Linked DNA regions of Mus musculus: region 1 is linked to region 2. Evidence: chromatin contacts called from ENCODE Hi-C data. All regions are on one chromosome and are shown on one strand. Each heading gives the region's core, a stretch centred on a gene start or an enhancer-like site at or near the end of the contact. The rest is flanking DNA. Distances are from core to core; before and after follow the strand shown.

Region 1 (3,367 bases), core at 605-3,104, 47 kb after region 2:
TGTTATGTCAAATTGACCTAAGCTAGTCATTTGGGAAGAGAGAACCTCAACTAAGAAAATGCCATCACAAAGTTGGCCTGCAGGACATTTTCCTGATTAATGATTGATGTGGGTGGGACCACACCCCTGGGCAGGTGAGTTGTATGAGAAAAAAGGCTGAGCAAGCCATGGAGAAGAAGCTGATAATCAGTGCTCCTCCATGACCATAGAATTCTGGATCCTTCCCTGATTCCCTAAGTGACGGGAGTTGTAAACTGCCATGCACACACACACACAGTCTACGTGCCACTGTTGTACCTTTGGCAATACCTTGCAGATCTGGTCCTCTCTGTGGCTCGTAGGTATCACATCTGGATAGGATTCTTGATTACTCTTCTTCCTTCTCAGCTTTCAATGGCTCCTTCTGGTACCATGCCACTCCAGAGAGAAGCTTGGACCCAGCTCGATTCCTCCAAGTCCTGTATCTATTGTGTGTGGTGTCATCAACAATAGGGACTTACATTCAAGTTCTAGGAGGAAATCAAGAGCAAGGGCAATGACAATAGCCTATGTTGTTTGGTGATCTCATAAATTGTCCCTGACCAACTTTGTATTTCTCATGTCTGGTAATTAGCATTAATACCCTTATGATGTTATTTAAAATTAGGTGTATATATGTAATATATACTATAATATTAATGTGTATATTTTATATAAACAAAAATTTAAATTATATTACATACAATATATACAATTTGAGTGATGCATAGATAGATATTTCTAAGATTTACCAAAATTCTTTTTACATTTTTTAACTCTACATGAAAAATACTGTAAATGTAGTGGTTTGAATGAGAATGTGAATGGCCCCTAGAGGCTTATGTTGACTACTTGGTCCCCAGTTCACGGAACTTTTTAGGAAGGATTGAGAGGTGTGGCCTTATTGGAGATGCTGTTTTGCAGAGGCGGGGAGGAGTCTGTTGAGCTTGAGGTTTCAAAAGGCTCAGTGTCATTCGCACTCGTACATCAAGAGCTCTCAGCTATTCTTGCCATCCTGCCTTTCCTCTGCCATCATCAACTCTTTTTGTTACTTTTCTGTCACTATGATAAAATACTGTGAGTAAGGCAACTGTTTGTGAAGGATGAGGAGGTGTGGCCTTGCTGGAGGAGGCGTCTCACTGGGGACAGGCTTTTCGAGGTTAGCTCCCCCTGCCTCCTACGTGTGGAGCAAGATGTGAGCTTTCAGCTACTGCTGCAGCACCACCTGCCTGCTGCTGCTGCGTTCCCTGCATGGCAGTCATGAACTCTAACCTCCTGAAACTCTAAGCCCAGTGAAATGCTTTCCTTAAAAGCTGCCTTAGTCGTGGTGTGTTGTTATGGTAACAGAAAAGTAACTAATGCAGTAAAAAGATCAGTCACTCGATGTCCATCACTTCCACGTGATCTGATACCTTTTCATAGCACTAATATGTGTACCTTACTAAAAAGTGAAAATTTAAAATTCAAGTGCATGCTCAAGTGGGTATTATTCATATCTCACAACTAAAATAATGTACAGTTTAAAAACCAAGGGTAGTAAAATAGCTTAGTAGGTAAAGGTCCAGAAATAAAACTGGTCCTGCTTCAATAAGGAATACACACGCAGGGGCACGCGGGCACACACACAAACACACACGTTTATGCACGCATTCTTGATATATTATTATCCACAGCTTAATCGTCAATATATTGAAAACTGTTCATGAACTTCAAATTATTCAAGGTGCTTTAATTTTGTGAGCACACATCACCAATCTTAATGGTTTAAAACCTGATTCCTATACACATGCGATGATCTAAAGACAGCCTCCAGGTGGCGCTGTTGCACTTGGCAGTGCCCCTCTGCTGGCTCTATAAACTTCCCATCTCAATCCAGCTACCAGTCCAGGAAGAGGGTGGTAGATAAGCATGCTGGGAAATGTAGAGTGCTTTGCTAACTCACCCTTTCACCTCGCCTCACAGCCACATTCTCAGGCAGTATTCACGCTTGCTTCGTCTCTAAGCCCCACATCTGGCACCTTACCACCCATGCACCATTCAGGTTCCTGCAGAAAATGCTGAGATAACCACTTCTGTGAATTTTCCTATGAACCTCGGACTGATCTGGCCTGACCTGTGAGTCTCAGTCCTCGTTGCCTGGCAGAGCAGAGAGTTTATTCTCCTGTCTCACCACCAGGGTGCAGCAGTAAGCAGCCGCTCGCTCTATGATCTCAGAGGACACAACAGAGATTTGGTGGTTACAATTCCTACCTTTCACCTCCCCTCTCTGCTGGCCTCACACTCCCCACCTACCCCTTCACCATGGCTTTGGGGGACAAACCAAAGGAATTAACACAATGACTTACTGCATGGTGTGCAGAAGTAAATGTGACTGTGTGGTTTACATGCAATGAGCCTTTAGAATGTTTGAGATTTGACAGAAATCCCCAGGTGATGCCACTAATGCAACCAAAGAATCCATCAAATGTTCTCTGCAATCTCTATCCAACCCAGGCTTGCAGAGTGGCCTTTACCCTCCCCTTTCCTGGACATAATCTCACTTACTACGACTAGAGCAGAGATATAGAAAGTTCTCTCGGCTGTCACTCCAAAAAGACCCACCTGGGGTTTAGTTTTTAAAAATGAATTTCAAATAAAAGATCACTTTATCTTGTCTCATGTGCTCTCTTCTTACTAAATTTATACCCAGGAGTCTCCTTTAAAGGCATAATTTAAATCGGGCATGGTGGTGGAAGCCTTACTTATAACCCCAGCACTCAGAAGGCAGAGGCAGGCAGGTCTCAAGGAATTCAAGCCCAGCCTGGTCTACAGAGTACGCTCCAGTCCATCACAGACTACACTGTCTTAACATTTTATATGTGTGTGTGTGTGCGTGTACACATATATGTATATTATATATTATGTATAAACATTATTTAAATAATATATAAATGATATATTTACAAAACATATAATTAAGAAATATTTATAAGAGTGTATGAATATATAACATAGTATATATTATATAAGTATTGTATATAATATATATTACATATATAAGATATACTTTATATAATTTATATATTATATACATATATAATACATATATTAAACAACTTCTATCTCTACACTGCAAGCAAAAGGGAAGAGTCTCTGCCTCTGTGAAATGAATCAGCCACGCCATGATGTGAACACAGTGCTATATCAACACCCTTGCCCTCCCCTCTGTGTTCCTAGGTAGGCATCTCTCTTTCTGGAAGTTTCTAAGGGAGCACATCTGTCTTGCCAAAAAGTTTTAAATACTGAAGTCTATGGCTTTCTAAGCGCTTCGCAGTAGGAGCTCCTGAGGAAAACGATGACCGGTTACAGT
Region 2 (3,478 bases), core at 355-2,854:
TAGCACTGTCCACAGAGTTCTATAAACGAGCAGAACCCAACAGGATGTGTGTGTGTGTGTGTGTGTGTGTGTGTGTGTGTGTGTGTGTGTACTTATTAAGTCAGCTTACAAATAGCAAATACAGCTGAATTACAGCTGAGAGGCTGAGAACTCAGTAGTTTCTTCATCCTTGAGTGCCTCTGTAGTCAGAGTAACTCCCCCACCCCCACCCCCACCCCATGGTGCCCATCTCTCACTGGGGAGGCTGGCATAGTTGCTCTGTCCACAAGGCTGGATGCCTCAGCTGTCCTGATCTGGTGAAAAAAAAACCTGAAAGAGAGAGCTGCTGAACCTTAGATCCTGATAGAAAACTAAAAAGAACTGATTCTGGTGTGGAAGGATTCAACCACAGCAGCAGAAGAAAGCAACTTGAGGAAAGGACAAGCCAGAAGAGGTGAATTTCAGCCATGACCGTTTACATCTGGACTGCTAGTAGATGATAACACCTTCAATCAGAGTGGGTCTTCAAAATCAAAATTTATCTATTTATTTATTTATTTATTTATTTATTTATTTATTTAATGCATATGAGTACACCATTGCTCTCTTCAGATATACCAGAAGAGGACATCAGATCCCATTACAGATGGTTGTGAGCCAACATCTCAGGACCTCTGGAAGAGCAGTCAGTACTCTTACCCGCTGAGCCATCTCCCCAGCCCCTTCCAAATCATTTAAGGAAATCCGGAAAGCCTCCCTATTCTGGAGGTTCTAACTTTCACTAGGGTGCCATAAAAACCAACCATAATATCTAGACGCTCAAAGTTCAGCAAATCTGGCTCGGAATCCAGTATGCTTTCTGTGACTACAGAGGTTCTCAAATGGGATGTAGTTTCCTCCTCAGGCAACCTTTGGCAATACCTAGTGACATTTTTGGTTGCAATTAGGTTGCAATTAATGGGTTGTGGTCTTCTAGTGGGCAGAGCCCAGGAATACTGCTATATGATACCACAACAAGGACTTATCCATCCAGCCTAAAAGTTCAAGAACGGGTTGCTGAAAAGCCTAGCGGGACAGAATGCTTTCTGCACTCCCTCTACCCCGTTCTGCTCTTATTTCCATGGATACACAATTAACTACTGCAAAAATAAACAACTCGCAGAAAGCAGCGGAATACATCCACACTTTTCTCACTGCCTTCTTCCATTCAAAATGAACCGATCTTTGTGGCTTTAAAGATAAAGGGAGAGCGAGTGCAGGAGCTGAGGAACTCAGTAGGCAGAAAGGAAATTCACACTAATTGCAATGCTTACAATACAAACTTGGGGTTTGGGGCGGGGGGGGGGGGAGTAGCTGCATTAGATAACTGCTGTGTCAAAAGCGCTTGCGCTGCAAGCTTGGGGACTTGAGTTCGAATCACAGGCATCCAAGTTAAAAGTGCTGGCAGAAGCAGATATGACTCTCTTTCCGGACAGTTCACTCTGGATAACTGCCAGGATCCCAGAACAACAGATTGGGACCCGTGGCCATCCTCCCGCCGGCTGCTGGCACTTTCGGTAAGCAGGAGTGCCTGGGGGCGTGGGCGGGGCGGGGCCTAGGAGCACAGGTCCCTGTGTTGTGACGTCATAATCTGCAGCCGCGGAGCTCGCCCTTAGCAACCGCCCTGGCGACTGTCGCTGTGACCCTTTGCGCCCCCGCGGTCCTGGTCTTTTCCTTTTCACCTCCGCTGCGGGGGAGCTCGGCTTCATCCCAGTAAGAACCAAGGGGATACAACCGCGGAGGCCGCAGGAGGACTAAGCATGGATGGCAGCCGGAGAGGTAAGGGACTGCGCGGGTCCAGGCTGCCCATGGCCTTTAAGGTTGCCTGCCACCTCCTTCAGTGTCGCAGGGTAATGGCTGGAACTAGAAACGCCCTGAGCTCAGGGAGGCCCCGCATGCCCGGCTCTTTGATTTACTGCCTGACATCCATCCCCTGATCCTGGGACCCTGCAGCCTGTATCACTTGGGTATCTTCTAGGCGGAATACTAGCCTGGTCTTTGAAATCTAACCTGAGCCCCAGATCAGGCCGGCTGCTTTCACAGAAACGGCGCTCAGTTTGCTCATCTTGAAGGTAGTGGGTAAATACCCATGCCACGGAGTTCTTGGGGGTTAAGTGCAGATAATATACAGCAAGCTCCTGGTGCATTTTAAGTACATGAAATCTTCCACTCCCTCCCTCCTTCTCTCCCTCCCTCCAGAACTGACTCACCCAGAGCTGGTTATAATTCAGTGGCTCCAAGGTAGGAGCTGGGATACTGCATTTGTAATAAACTTCCAATGTGGCTGGTCATTGGACTGAATGTTTAATAGCAAAAGACTACCTTTGAATCGACCTGCTAATGATTAATTAAGCCTTGCTTTCATCTTGCATGCACCTTTATTCTACAATAATTTCATCAAAATAAGTGTTCTGCTTAGCATACAAGGTTGGGGGGGGGGGAGGATATTCAGACACCATCCCAACCTAAGCTCTAGAGGAAAACACACCAAATGCTGTTATGGTCTTCAGAAATGGTTACAAAATAAACTTTAAACCTTTGCAGTGTTCCACCCGTAACCCAACACTTGTTTACACACAAATCCTGTTAAATGGGTATTATTCATATTTTGAAATGAATAAAACAAAAGATTATAAATAATTCCCCTAGTGTCATGGTTGGTCACAGAACAAGCCCCAGACTAAGAAGCTAAAACCCTCAAGTTCTTTTACTTACATTTGTTTAGTAATAGACTTAGTGAGGTTTTAGTGTTTATTTTTAAATGAGGTGACAAATGTAAATGGGTTTATACTTTTAGGTGGCTTCAGTTTTAGCCCATAACATATATCAATAACATCGTTCCTGGTATAAATGTTATATTCAATAAGTATCTGGGCTAGTTTTTATATACTAAATTATAAGTAACCATTCATTTAGTTGAAACCTCAATGCTTAATTTTAGTTTAAAGTAACCGTCTTAGATTCTATTAGTTCCCTCAGCTACTTCAGAATATTAGATACTAAAGATACCCAAGGGGGAAAACGTTCCTCCCTTCCTCACAGTAAGCAAATGCTTTTGTGAGGTCAGCCTTCAAGAGTGTGATACGGCAGAAAGCCATCAGCTTGAAGAACAACTGGTCTTGTATCTAGTCTCTGATAGCAACTAGTGAGGTCTTGTATCTAGTCTCTGATAGCAACGAATGAGGCGTCCTGACAGTTACTTTACGTTGCCAAGCCTTAGTTGTTGAAAAATGGGGAGCTAGGCTTGATCACCTTTAAGGCTCTATTTCCAGTGTCTGACGGGAGGAAGGAGAAAGGGGAAAAAATGAGACTATTGGTCCACCATTCATTGTATATCAGCAACCTGTGCTGGAAAAACAGGAGGAGACAACCTGTTGGGACAGCCAACTGAGAAGAGCTTGGGAAAGGTTTTTTAATCTGTCATTCCCTTGGAAATACCTTTAAAAGTGACCTATTCCTA

The links. Hi-C counts contacts between places; a loop is a spot of excess contacts on that map.
Region 1: a loop to region 2 is called in a map of T-helper 17 cell, with 1.9 times the contacts of the local background. The contact joins the enhancer-like site here to the promoter of Spata7 in region 2. A Hi-C loop is called at or near these places in 4 of 37 maps with a recorded cell type or tissue (T-helper 1 cell, T-helper 17 cell, T-helper 2 cell and 1 more).

Annotation. Positions count from the first base shown.
Region 1 is chr12:98,672,869-98,676,235 of GRCm38, forward strand. No RefSeq gene overlaps it. Among named protein-coding and RNA genes, the nearest start is that of Spata7, 46 kb to the left of the region's middle. Within about 2 kb of position 1,855, at least 2 of the 3 ENCODE cell types and tissues checked have a DNase peak (open chromatin) inside an H3K27ac peak, as active enhancers do.
Region 2 is chr12:98,626,538-98,630,015 of GRCm38, forward strand. Spata7 (spermatogenesis associated 7) reads left to right here and starts at 1,605. Exons shown (of 11, transcript NM_001289572.1): 1 at 1,605-1,797. The coding sequence starts at 1,779.